2 separate regions of the Homo sapiens genome follow, and region 2 is linked to region 1. A link is an interaction called in ENCODE POLR2A ChIA-PET data of the cell type or tissue named here. Cell type or tissue: A673. All regions are shown on one strand. Each heading gives the region's core, and the rest is flanking DNA. Links, peaks and the distances in the headings are about the cores only.

Region 1 (8,028 bases), core at 1,817-6,816:
CTTTTCTTGTCTTAGATTCTGCACTCCCTCCCAGGGTCATGGTGTCTGCAAGTCACCCAGGTTAGGCCAAACATGATTTTACTACATTACCTCTGGCAAGTGAGACAACTCAGAAATATGTGGACATCTGTTGTGTTAGGAAAGTATTGTTAATCTGGTTTGCAAAAGGTATGCTAAAAACAGTGTCAGCCCAAAGAGGCCAAAGTAATGAGGAGCAGCAGAGCTGAACATAGTATTAGGTAAATGGTGTAACTGCCTGTCCTCTATCTAAGTGCCAAGGAAGCTGGTAAAACTTAGTTTATAGGGAGTAGAGGAAGTTGCATGTTTCAAAAGAGTTGCCAAAGACACCTCAGTTGGATCCATTTCTAAAGGACACTTTACGAGGCCAGGCACGGTGGCTCACATCTGTAATCCCAGGACTTTGCGAGGCCAAGGCAGGTGGATCACTTGAGGTCAGGAGTTTGAGACCAGCCTGGATGACATGGCAAAAACCCATCTCTACTAAATATCCAAAAATTAGCTGGGTGTGGTGGCACGTGCCTGTAATCCCAGCTGCTCTAGAGGCTGACAGGAGAATCGCTTGAACCCGGGAAACAGCAGTTGCAGTAAGCCAAGATCGCGCTACTGCACTCCAGCCTGGATGACAGAGCCAGACTCCATCTCGAAAAAAAAAAAAAAAAAGAGAGAAAAAGAAATATGCTTATTTTGTAATTATAAAAAGACAAGGATAAACCATAATGTTAAAAAGGAAAATACCAAAGAGCTGCTCTTGCAGCTCTGTTTTGAACAAGCTGCTCTCTTCTATTGGTGTACAGATCCCAGGATCTCCTAACTTTATTATTATATTAGGGATTCCCTTTGTTTCTTTCCTGTGCTGGATCTCTGGTTTCCTGGATCCCAGATATTCCTTTCTTTTTATTTTTTTTGAGATAGAGTCTTGTTGTGTCGCCCAGGCTGGAGTGCAGGGGCGCAATCTCAGCTCACTGCAACTTCTGCCTCCCGAGTTTAAGTGATTCTCCTGCCTCAGCCTCCCAAGTAGCTGGGACTACAGGTACCCACCACCACGCCCAGCTAATTTTTTAAAATTACTTTTTAGTAGAGATGGAGTTTCACCATAGTGGCCAGGCTGGTCTTGAACTCCTGACCTTGTGATCTGCTCACCTCGGCCTCCCAAAGTGCTGGGATTACAGGCATGAGCTATTGCACACAGCTGCTACTCTCTTGTTCTATTAATTCTGATAACACACATCCTCATGTGGCTTCACAAGAAAGTGTGCCTGAGAAATAAAATTGAGTTTTTTGTTTTGTTTTGTTTTGTTTTGTTTTAAAGAGACAGGGTCTTGCTCTGTCACCCAGGCTGAAATGCAGTGGTACGATCATGGCTCACTGCAGCCTCAAACTCCTGGGCTCAAGCGATCCTCCCGCCTAAGCCTTCCTGGCAGCCAGGACTATAGGCACATAGCACCACACCTAGCCAATTTTTCTGTTTTGTGTAGAGACAATATCTTGCTATATTGCCAGGATGGTCAAGAACTCCTGGCCTCAAGTGATCCTCCTGCCTAGGCTTCTCAAAATGCTGGAATTATCGGTGTTAGCCACTGTGCCTGGCTCCTAAGAGCAATGATTTTTTTCTCTTTTTTTTTGAGACGGAATCTCAGTCCATCACCCAGGCTGGAGTGCAATGGCGTGATCTCGGCTCACTGCAACCTCTGCCTCCCAGGTTCAAGCGTTCTCCTGCCTCAGCCTCCTGAGTAGCTGGAACTATAGGCATGCGCCACCATGCCCAGCTAATTTTTGTATTTTTAGTAGAGACGGGGTTTCACCATGTTGGCCAGGATGGTCTCAATCACTTGACCTTGTGATCTGCCCACCTTGGGCTCCCAAAGTGCTGGGATTATAGGTGCGAGCCACCACGCCTGGCCATCCTAGCTAATTTTTTAACTTTCTGTAGAGATGAGCTCTCCCTTTGTTGCTCAGTCTTGTCCAATCCATCATGGTTTTTTTTGGGGGGGATGGAGCCTCATTCTGTCACCCAGGCTAGAGTATGCAGTGGCATGATCTCGGCTCACTGCAACTTCTGCCTCCCAGATTCAGGCAATCCTCCCACCTCAGCCTCCTGAGTAGCTAGGATTACAGGTATGCGCCACCGGGCCTGGCTAATTTTTTTTTTTTTGTATTTATAGTACAGATGGGGTTTCACCATGTTGGCCAGGCTAGTCTTGAACTCCTGACTTCAAGTGATCCACCTGCTTTGGCCTCCCAAAGTGCTGTGATTACAGGAGCTACCACGCCCAGCCTCAATCCATCATTTTAACCTATATGATCCTATGTGGTTTTCTATAGGGCCAAAACTGTCTTTCAAGCTGTGATTAAGATCTTTCCATGAATCACTCCTTGTAACAGCATATCCTAGATGATCAAGGCTACCAAGATGCATTTCTACATGTACAAACCTGTCTGCACCTTTATAAGAATTTATGTTTGACAGCTCTGAGTTCACTGTGTGTCCCAACTGATGGTGTCACTTACCAGTATGAGAACAATATTGAGGCTAAGATTATTAAAAACATTCACATGTAAGACAAGTTAAGAGATACCAGATGTTCTAGTACTAAACAGAAAAAAGAGATTCAGAATAGCCCAAATGAAATCAGAAATAATTTTCTTAAGATCACATTGATTCCAGGGAGAAAAAAGGAAACAGCCCAACTTCCTGGGTACCCACTCAGAAACAGATGACTTATACAAATTAACATTCTCAGCTTATGCGTTAAGGCACATATCATGGAATGAGCAACATATGCAGTCCTTTAGTCCTCTATTCAAAAAATACTTGTAAGTTTCAGGTCTTTACAATTCACAGACTTGACACTAACACAATCCTACCTTGATGTTATTTTTATGGTTTATCATGAATGCATCAAGGTGGTAGGACTAGGTTAACCAGAAATCAGTATCAGAAATCATATAGATGTTTCTTAGTCAATGACAACAGGAAGTAATCATTTTAACAAGCGACTCTTACCCAAGTCCACCTAGACAGAAAATCTACAGAGATATTCAATTAGCCCTTCCTGTAAGCTTCCTTTCTAAGGCTGCCGAAGGTTCAGAAGCAAGCCAACATTCCACCAGCCAAGCTGGAAAGGCCAGGAAAAGGCAATAAAGGCAGTAAATACCTGCACTGATCCCCCATGGCGGTCTGCAGCCAAGTGAGACGTTAGGTATGAGGTATTGGTCTGCCGGCTGGGCTGAATTTCCCACTCTCCTCGGCGCTCTGATGATACATTCTGCTTAGGCGTTAGAAAGCATGAGAGCAAGATATGGAAGGAAAGGTGAAGCAACAGCAAGCAATAACAAAATCAAGTACATTCGTGTCCCTGTAGGTTTTTCTTTCGGTTTTGGATTTTAAACTAACAACCACTGGAAAGCAGTGAGGAAAAGTAAGCTTGTCTACATTCATTTTAGCCTTAATGAGTCAATACATGAATCTATATCACACCCTCCTTACCCAGAACCAGAAAACCAATAACGACCAAAAGAGGAGGGAGGGGGAAAAAACACACAGTCAAAGCTGGGATCATCTTTTAGTTTCCATAGAGGTAAAATTTCAGTAGCCACTAAGCAGATCAAACTCAGAATGTTAAGATTGTTCGGAGTGGTGGCATACGCCTATAATCTCAGCACTTTGGGAGGCCAAGGTGGGCGGATCACGAGGTCTGGAGTTCGAGACCAGCCTGACCAACATGGTGAAAGCCTGTCTCTACTAAAATTACAAAAATGAGCTGGGCATGGTGGCGCACACCTGTGATCCCAGCTACTCGGGAGGCTGAAGCAGGAGAATTGCTTAAACCCAGGAGGTGGAGGTTGCAGTGAGCCAAGATCGCGCCACTGCACTCCAGCCTGCGCGACAGAGCAAGACTCCATCTCGAAAAAATAATAATAATAATAACAAAAAAAATAGCTACATCGTTTGCCTGGTTCTTCTAGCTAACAGCGTCTAGACTGAATTAGAAAAAGTTTACTTATTAATATGATACTATGAATTATTTTCTTCTGGAAAGCAAAAGGAGGGTCGACCTTCAACTAAAAACCTCTTTGGATTCTGCTTTCACCTTAGTATCATTCAGGCTCTCCTTCTTTACCTGCTTTTTACATCTGCTACTATTCTGATCTTGCTCATATGTGACTTTTGTCCAGAAGAATCTGTTTAGGTGCCTCTTCCCCTGTGCCAGATGGCTGAGTTGTTAACATCATAATGCTCAGCTGTAACAGTCCTAAGGCTCTACAAAAATGAAAAATGAGTAGTTGGAGAGGCAGCAATGAGGGATTAGTAAATCAAATTTTAATTGCTGCTGATATAAACAGCTGCAGGGGTTAGGATGTGATATTGCTGCTCTGCATGAAAACCAGAAAGGACTATAAATCTTACAAATGTTCACAGCTATAAAAGTTGTATTCTATAAAAAACGAAGGGCAAGGAAGTAATGGTTTGAGGGTCTATATTCACTCCCCATATTTCAGTATCTCATTGACAAGAGTTGCTTAAAGCTCACCCGTAAGTCACCAAAAAGGCATTTCTCGTAAAAATCAGAGCTTTGTACACCAGCTACAATTTACTTTTTTTTTTTTTTTTTTTTTGAGACGGAGTCTCGCTCTGTCGCCCAGGCTGGAGTGCAGTGGCGCATTCTCGGCTCACTGCAAGCTCCGCCTCCCAGGTTCACGCCACTCTTCTGCCTCAGCCTCCTGAGTAGTTGGGACTACAGGCGCGCAGCACCATGCCCGGCTAATTTTTTTTGTATTTTCAGTAGAGACAGGGTTTCACCGTGTTAGCCAGGATGGTCTCGATCTCCTGACCTCGTGATCCGCCTGCCTCAGCCTCCCAAAGTGCTGGGATTACAGGCGTGAGCCACCACGCCTGGCCAATTTACTCCTTTTTATTAATGGAATACGAAGTCATATGGACAAGAGTATTATAAAGGATCCTGTTCATATTTTCTCTGCTCTTCCTCAGAGAATAAACATATTCTATGAGAAGGCAGCTGTATGGACTTGCTCTATTACCTTATAAATGAGGGGTTTGATTTTATGCTGCTAGTTATGTTAGAGAGAATCAAAGCTACCCAAAATATTCCCCTACTACAATTATTTCTGCCAAAAGAGGTTCAAATGTTTCATTTTCCAAAATAAGACTGGTGTACAACATAATCATAAACTTATTTTTATTTTTTTGGTTGAGATAGAGTTTCACTCTTGTTGCCCAGGCTAAAGTGCAATGGCGCGATCTCCGCTCACCACAACCTCCGCCTCTCAGGTTCAAGCGATTCTCCTGCCTCAGCCTCCCAAGTAGCTGGGATTACAGGCATGTGCCACCATGCCTGGCTAATTTTGTATTTTTGGTAGAGACAGGGTTTCTCCAGGTTGGTCAGGCTGGTCTTGAACTCCCGACCTCAGGTGATCCACCCGCCTCGGCCTCCCAAAGTGCTGGAATTACAGGCGTGAGCCACCGTGCCGGCCATATTTTATAAACTTACTGACATTGTCTATATCCTCAGAGCACTTAGTCTCATTTATTCTGACTGCTGGAGATCTGAGAATAAACCTATTCTTGTAATATTAGAAGTAATATCTATAACTAAACCTATCAGTGATAGACTTTTTCAGTTCTCTAGAACTTTTTATTTTTTGTAATATTGAAATATAATATTTAAGCTCTTAAACTATTATACAGTACTGTCAGGTTTCTAAAAACTTAAGTGCTTAAAAAAATCCAGACAATGGTAAGCCATTTAATGTTGAGTTCTATAATACATACTAAATGCAATTACATCTCATGAATGCTCTCTGTTTTTGCATTTGTTTTTTTGTTTTGTTTTGTGTTTTTGAGATGGAGTCTTGCTCTGTCACCCAGGCTGGAGTGCAGTGGCACGATCTCGGCTCACTGCAAGCTCCGCCTCCCGAGTTCACGTCATTCTCCTGCCTCAGCCTCCCGAGTAGCTGGGACTACGGACGCGCGCCACCAGGTTGCTAATTTTTTTATATTTTTAGTAGAGACGCGGTTTCCCTGTGTTAGCTAGGATGGTCTCGATTTCCTGACCTCATGATCTGCCCGCCTCGGCCTCCCAAAGTGCTAAGATTATAGGTGTGAGCCACGGCACCCAGCCTGCATTTGTTTTTGAGGCAGATAAAATAGAAAATGGCTGGAAATGTATGTTCATGTATACTCATGGGCTTTTAAAGTTAAGAAAACCCTGGACAGCTGATCAACAATTATTTCCATTTTTACTGACTACACATAAGAACTCTGGTTTTATGCTATTGTCTGATTCACAGGGCTATGTGGTTCTTTATATTCATTCTAGTTCAATAAATAATTTGTTGAAAGATTTAAGATTTTTGTTTAAATGAAAATACCAAGACATTTTTCAAAGGCCTAAAAATCACATTCCATCTCCATTCTCAAAGCAATATGCTATTTATCTTTTAAAGATAAATAGAAAACTAATGTTAACACTCTAGATTGCTTCATAAATGCTTCCACTATGATGAAGGAAAAACACACTATACCATACTACTGCCCGCCAATGCCTTCTGTATCTGTTGAAAACATCAAAACTAAGTACAGATGTGAACCTAGGGGTTGCGGGTTTATTACTTTGGAAGCAAGTTTTCGGTAAGATGTTAAATTCTAGGGCTACTGTTTTCTGGAATTTAAGAGCTTGGACCGGTATCTAGAGGATAACATAGTAGAAAGGGCCATTTGCAGTTTTAGAAAGCAACAGAATGCCTAGGAAATAGATGAAACCAAAGAAAGCTGACAACTACAGCAGTCTGCTAGTGTAACTCTCCAAGAAAGGTATTCTAGGCAATACTGTGTACACAGGAGTTATGATTAGGCCTCATCAGCACAGTAGCTAGTTAGATTAAGCAAACTAGTGGAAGAGATCAGCATGTAAATCCTTCATTCTTAAAGATCACTCATGCATACACATCTAATTAAATGTCACTCAAGAGGTGCATGAGTAGAAAAGTCATTCAGCAAAGTCAATTTCTCTGCATTACTTGAAAAGCAGAGCTCCACATGGAGTGTGTAAGTCCCCCAAAGCAGGAGCAGGAATCTCAAGTAGTGGTAACTCCTTGGGGGAACGCTTTAAAATTTTCAGTCGTGATTGCATCACCTTCATGGAAATGATTGGTTTACTATGTAGTAGGTAAATCTTGAAACAAGAAAGTAGCAATCCAGCATAGCATAAATGAAAGGTAAAGGTAACAAAAATACTTGAGAAAACACAGAAGACTGTTGAAAAAGTGAAAACCCCCACCTATGCCCTATGGCAGGGGAAAAAAATCTCTCCCAGCATTCATTTGGCAGGGATTAATGTAAGAGTGACACTAACAAAGTGCCATAATCCCAGCACTTTGGGAGGCTGAGGGGGGCGGATCACCTAAGGTCAGGAATTCAAGACCAGCCTCGCCAACATGGTGAGACCCTGTCTCTACTAAAAATGCAAAAATTAGCCGGGAGTGGTGGCATATGCCTATAGTCCCAGCTACTTGGGAGGCTGAGAACCCAGGAGGCAGAGGTTGCAGTGAGCTGAGATTGTGCCACCACACTCCACCCTGAGTGACAGAGTGAGATCTGCCTAAAAAAAAAAAAAAAAAAAAAAAAAAAAAAAAATCACCAAATCCTATTCTTCATAAAAAACTCATTTTAAAAAATTATTTTTGATTACATATACAAACAACTTTATCTACTTCACTTTATGGCTCAAAAAATACCTTAAAAGCTGCCATTTATAAAGAAACATTTTGGCCTCTCATGTAAGTCTTCTCAGCCTCATTAACTGTCTTCAACTATAAACTAACAAGAATGAGACTGAATAGTACCAAAAGGTTAGCAAAGAGAATATACTGGATTACATTCTGGTTTTATCACACTTCCAATATTAAAATTTCTTTTTTTTCTTTTATGATATGGTGGGGGTAAGACGGAAGAAGAAAAGAATGGAACAGGAGCCAGCTGTGGTGGCT
Region 2 (5,000 bases), core at 1-5,000, 1.0 Mb after region 1:
AGGGCAGAAGGATCGCTTGAATCCAGGAGTTTGAAAACAGCCTGGGCAAAACAGTGAGACTCAGTCTCTACAAAAAATAAAATTTAGCCTGGTGTGGTGGCTCATGCCTGTAGTCCTAGCTCCTTGGGAGGCCAAGGTGGGAGGATTGCTTGAACCTGGGAGATCAAGGCTGCAGTGAGCTGTGATAGTGCTATTGCACTCCAGCCTGGGGAACAAAAACGCTGTCTCAAAAAAAAAAAAAAGTCTTAAATAAAGAGGAAAAGTTTGAATTTTCTGGAAAACTGCTTCTGTAAAACAACTCAATTTCCTATTGTGCTACAGAAATGAAACATCACCTTGTTAAATCTACAAAATTTTCAATCTCTTCCATTTCTAGCAGTGTGGGATACAGCAAATTCTTTTTTTTTGATGAGGGGACAGGGTCTCACTCTGTTGCCCAGACTGGAATACAGTAGCATAATCACAGCTCACTGCAGCCTCTACCTCCCAGGCTCAAGCGCTCCTCCCATCTCAGCCTCCCGAGTAGCTGGGACTACAGGTGTGTGCCACCATGCCTGGCTAATTTTTGTATTTTTTAAGAGATAGGGTTTCACCATGTTGCCCAGGATGGTCTGGAACTCCTGGGCTCAAGTGATCTACCTGCCTCAGCCTCCTAAAGTGCTAGGATTACAGGCATGAACCGCCACACCCAGCCAGCAAAGCCTTTTTTTTTTTTTTTTTTTTGAGACGGAGTCTTGCTCTGTCGCCCAGGCTGGAGTGCAGTGGCACAATCTTGCCTCACTGCAACCTCCGCCTCCTGGGTTCACGCCATTCTCCTGTCTCAGCCTCCTGAGTAGCTGGGACTACAGGCGTCCGCCACCACGCCTGGCTAATTTTTTGTATTTTTAATAGAGACGGGGTTTCACCATGTTAGCCAGGATGGTCTCGATCTCCTGACCTGGTGATCCACCCTCCTCGGCCCCCCAAAGTGCTGGGATTACAGGCGTGAGCCACAGGCGCCTGGCCAATTTTTGTATTTTTAGCCATGTTGGCCAGGCTGGTCTTGAACTCCTGACCTCAGGTGATCTGCTAGCCTCCGCCTCCCAAAGTGCTGGAATTGTAGGTGAGAGCGACCGCCCAAGGCCTTAGGACTGCCCTTTATATGCCACACCCCCACCATGGACACAGTTGACTGGACTAGAGGCAAACTGCAGCTGGGCCAACCAGATTGTCTCTCCAGGGAATTTGATTGGATAGCAGGATTGCCCTGTATTTCCCACCCCTGCCATGGCCACGGTTGATTGGACTAGAGGTGGAGCCCCAATTCAAACTGGGCCAATCAAATTCGGTCTTCAAGACAGGGCTATTCATTGACTTGAGATATAAATAGGGTGGCCACCTTCTTCTGTGAGCCCAGAGGAACAGAGAAAGCATATCTGCAAGCAGAACCAAGGGTTCCTGCAGAGAGGAAAGACCACACAGTGAGAGGGAGAGACTGCAACAGAGACAGGGGCTAAGAAGAGAGAGAAATTGGCCGGGTGCGGTGGCTCACGCCTGTAATCCCAGCACTTTGGGAGGCCGAGGCGGACGGATCACGAGGTCAGGAGATAGAGACCATTCTGGCTAACACGGTGAAACCCTGTCTCTACTAAAAATACAAAAAATTAGCCAGGCGTGGTGGCACCCGCCTGTAATCCCAGCTACTCGGGAGGGTGAGGCAGGAGAATCGGTTGAACGTGGGAGGTGGAGGATGCAGTGAGCCGAGATCGCACGACTGCACTCCAGCCTGGGCAACAGAGAGAGACTCCGTATCAAAAAACAAAAAACAAAACAAAACAAAACAAAAATAGCCTGGCATGGTGGCGGGCGCCTTTAATCTCGGCTACTCAGGAGGCTGAGGCAGGAGAATTGCTTGAACCCGGGGGGCGGAGGTTGCAGTGAGCCGAGATCGCGCCATTGCACTCCAGTCTGGGCAACAAGAGCACAGCTCCGTCTCAAAAAACAAAAACAAACAAACAAAAAAAAATAGAAATAAAGTCAGAGAGACAGTCTGAAAAACAGAGCATTGTAGGCCAGACGCGGTGGCTTACGCCTGTAATCCCAGCACTTTGGGAGGCCGCGGCGGGTGGATCACGAGGTCAGGACATCGAGACCATCCTGGCTAACACGGTGAAACTCTGCCTCTACTAAAAATACACACAAAAAAAGTTAGCCGGGCGTGGTGGCGGGCGCCTGTAGTCCCAGCTACTCGGGAGGTTGAGGCAGGAGAATGGCGTGGACCCGGGAGGCGGAGCTTGCAGTGAGCCGAGATGGCGCCACTGCATTCCAGCCTGGACAACAAAGCGAGACTCTGTCTCAAAAAAAAAAAAAGAAAAAAGAAAAGAAAAGAAAAAGAAAAACAGAGCATGTAACCCAAGATTGAATTAGAAATTGAGAGAACCAAAGCCACCGAGCATGAGAGAAGACAAGTTAATTGAAACCAGAAAGAGTGATTACCTGGATTCTGATGGCTCTGCAATTCTTGGTTCCAGTCCTTCCTGAGGTTACCTGGCACCCCTGTTACTTGTAATCAAAAGACTGCCAGTGCACAGTCCCACCTCTATTCTTTGGCTCTAGCCAACACCTTTACCTGAAACCCCATCTACCTCTAATTTTGCTTAAGTCCTCTCAATCCTTCCAGACTCTGTTCTTGTCCCAACATCTTGGTGACATTTTTCTCTTATCACGTCAGCTGCTAGAACTCTTTGAACTTGAGAGAACATTGTTTGAAAACTCCCTTGTTTGTAAGCAGAAGCAACCTGATCTGCCCATCTACCTGCCTGTTCCCCTCCTCCATGCCATATGGTACCGACCTTCACAGAATTCGCACTCAGTAACTGGGTGATCAGAAGGCTGAGACTGAAACGCTAGGGCTTTCCTGAGATGAGCATTTTGTCCATCCAGTGTGCAGTCTCCACAGGGGAACAACCGACAAATCAGCAGTGGTTTAATGAACTGAAAGCATCCTGGGAATGGTGCTATTAGCCTCACTGAAAATCATGAAAAGGGCTTTAGAAATCCTTCATTTATAGGTGAGTAAATTGAGGTCCAGGGGAAAGTTATGCAGCTAGCAAGGAGCACATTTGATTTTGGAGGCAAGACTCTTAGGAATTAAGTATCATGAGTTCAACTCAAGAATGCTGGCTAGGCCTGGCGGCAGTTCACACCTGTAATCCCAGCGCTTTGGGAGGCTGAGGTGGGTGGATCACCTGAGGTCAGGGGTTCAAGACCAGCCTGGCCAACATGGTGAAACCCTGTCTCTACTAAAAATACAAAAATTAGCTGGGCATGGAGGTGCACACCTGTAATCCCAGCTACTCGGGAGGCTGAGGCAGGAGAATCGCTGGAACCCCGGGGGCAGAGGTTGCAGTGAGCCAAGATCGCACCACTGCACTCCAGCCTAGGCGAAAGAGCAAAACTGCGTCTCAAAAAAAAAAAAAAAAGTGTTTCCTTGTCTGAAAGAGAGGTATCTGCCTGCAAGCCCCACCCAGCCTGCAGTCCCTGGTTTTGCACATCTGTTTCTGCTTGTGCCTCTCGTTCCTGACAGCCATACCATTAGCAGGCCACCTCCTAGCTATCATTCAGACCTCAAATTAGATGTCACCTTTTCTAAGAAGACTTCTTTGACCACTACTTCCTCAAAGTCTGATGCCATGACATGTAGTATGTTTTGTACTATCTCATAAAAGCTTGTCTACTTGCATACATGGTTTGGCACTCAATAAATGTTTGGCGAGTGAAGGAAAAAGTCAGGCATCAGATGCTGTGTGCTGGAGTCCATTTATTCAGGCCCTCAATTGAGAACAGCAAGGAAAGTGCCCTAGAGTGGGGAACCAGTCAGCCCACCTTCCCCAGCAACCCACCCCCCCCCGACCCTCCCCCTCCCCCCGTGAGTTTGAAGTGAACTGGTGGTCAGGTTGAAGCAGCAGGCACTCTGGCTCCTGAAGTGGCTGGGGCGATGGTGCTGCAGATAGCTGTGCACTCACAACAGGGGCAGTCAAGCCTCCCCAAGCAGTCAGTGAGAGCTGCTTCCTGGGAGCAGTGGGACAGATGTGGAGTCTGGAAGTGGGTCAAGTTGCAATCACAAGACCACTAGTCCTCACTCCTGCAGATGCTTGCTTTTTCTATGGTTATTGTGATGTGCTCAGCTAGAGAAATTTCTAATTGCTTACAAACCAAATTCCCAGGAGCCGGGCAGATGGTGATCCAAGAGTACAAATCCAGCCCAGGCCAGAGATGGGTAAAGGAGCTGCACTAGGCTGGCCAGGGCATCAGGGAAAGCTTTTTGTCCTGATTGTAAACAGTGTCCTCTCTTCTCCCAAACCCTTTGGACTCTTGCCTGACAGATTCTGGAGGGGTTGGGATAGGGGCAGTGAGTGCATCCTATCCAACCCCACACCCCACTACCCTGACTGTAATGCCGCTGAGATCGCTCTGGCACCACCTATGGGCCTCTGATTTACTATTTTAAACCAAATACCTTTTCCAAAACCAAAACTCTGCCCGTTTGGACCAATTGTTTTGCTCCAGGGACAGGGTCTGTAACACACAACAGAGATCTGGTGTCTGGAAAAGTTGAACATCTTTAGAAGAGCATAAAGAAAAAAGTAAAAGCCCATTTCTGAGTGAGGCCGGCCAGCCCAGCTGGAGAAGGCAACAGGCTGTTGGGAGAGCCAAAGGACCACTTGGCCAGCTTGTCAGACCCTGGGCCAAGCCATTGTATAAGCTCCAAAGTATTGGAAAGAAGGAAAGAAAAAAATCGGGACGTGTTTTTAGTCTTGCTCAGGAGCCCAGAACATGCTCACAACTCCAGGAATCTGCTCTTTTCTGCAAACGGAAAATGTGATCCATGAGAACAAATTTGACTGCTGGAGTGTGTGCCTATGTTGCCCTGCCCTGTAACTTAGGGGGCGAGGACTTACACCACCTGTGACTGCTTTCCAGAGTCCCCTGTACTCCTCTGAGAAGCTGGCTCACTTTAA

Evidence for each region. ChIA-PET counts read pairs that join two places held together with the same protein. Peaks named below come from ENCODE experiments on the same cell type or tissue, not always from the same donor. Only the 100,000 strongest peaks of a DNase experiment are listed, where the experiment ranks them.
Region 2: POLR2A ChIA-PET joins it to region 1 with 5 read pairs; 2 of 35 experiments call an interaction of 5 or more read pairs at or near these places.

The regions. Positions count from the first base shown.
Region 1 is chr15:64,185,199-64,193,226 of GRCh38, forward strand. All of the region lies in intron 10 of CSNK1G1 (casein kinase 1 gamma 1), which reads right to left. Among named protein-coding and RNA genes, the nearest start is that of PPIB, 26 kb to the left of the region's middle. In A673, for the core only: no CTCF peak of the experiment used is centred there; no DNase peak of the experiment used is centred there; H3K27ac peaks cover 2,455 bases.
Region 2 is chr15:65,190,978-65,195,977 of GRCh38, forward strand. It overlaps CILP (cartilage intermediate layer protein), which reads right to left. Exons shown (of 9, transcript NM_003613.4): 9 at 3,783-5,000. Among named protein-coding and RNA genes, the nearest start is that of CLPX, 8.1 kb to the left of the region's middle. RefSeq lists an enhancer at 1,094-1,388. In A673, for the core only: no CTCF peak of the experiment used is centred there; no DNase peak of the experiment used is centred there.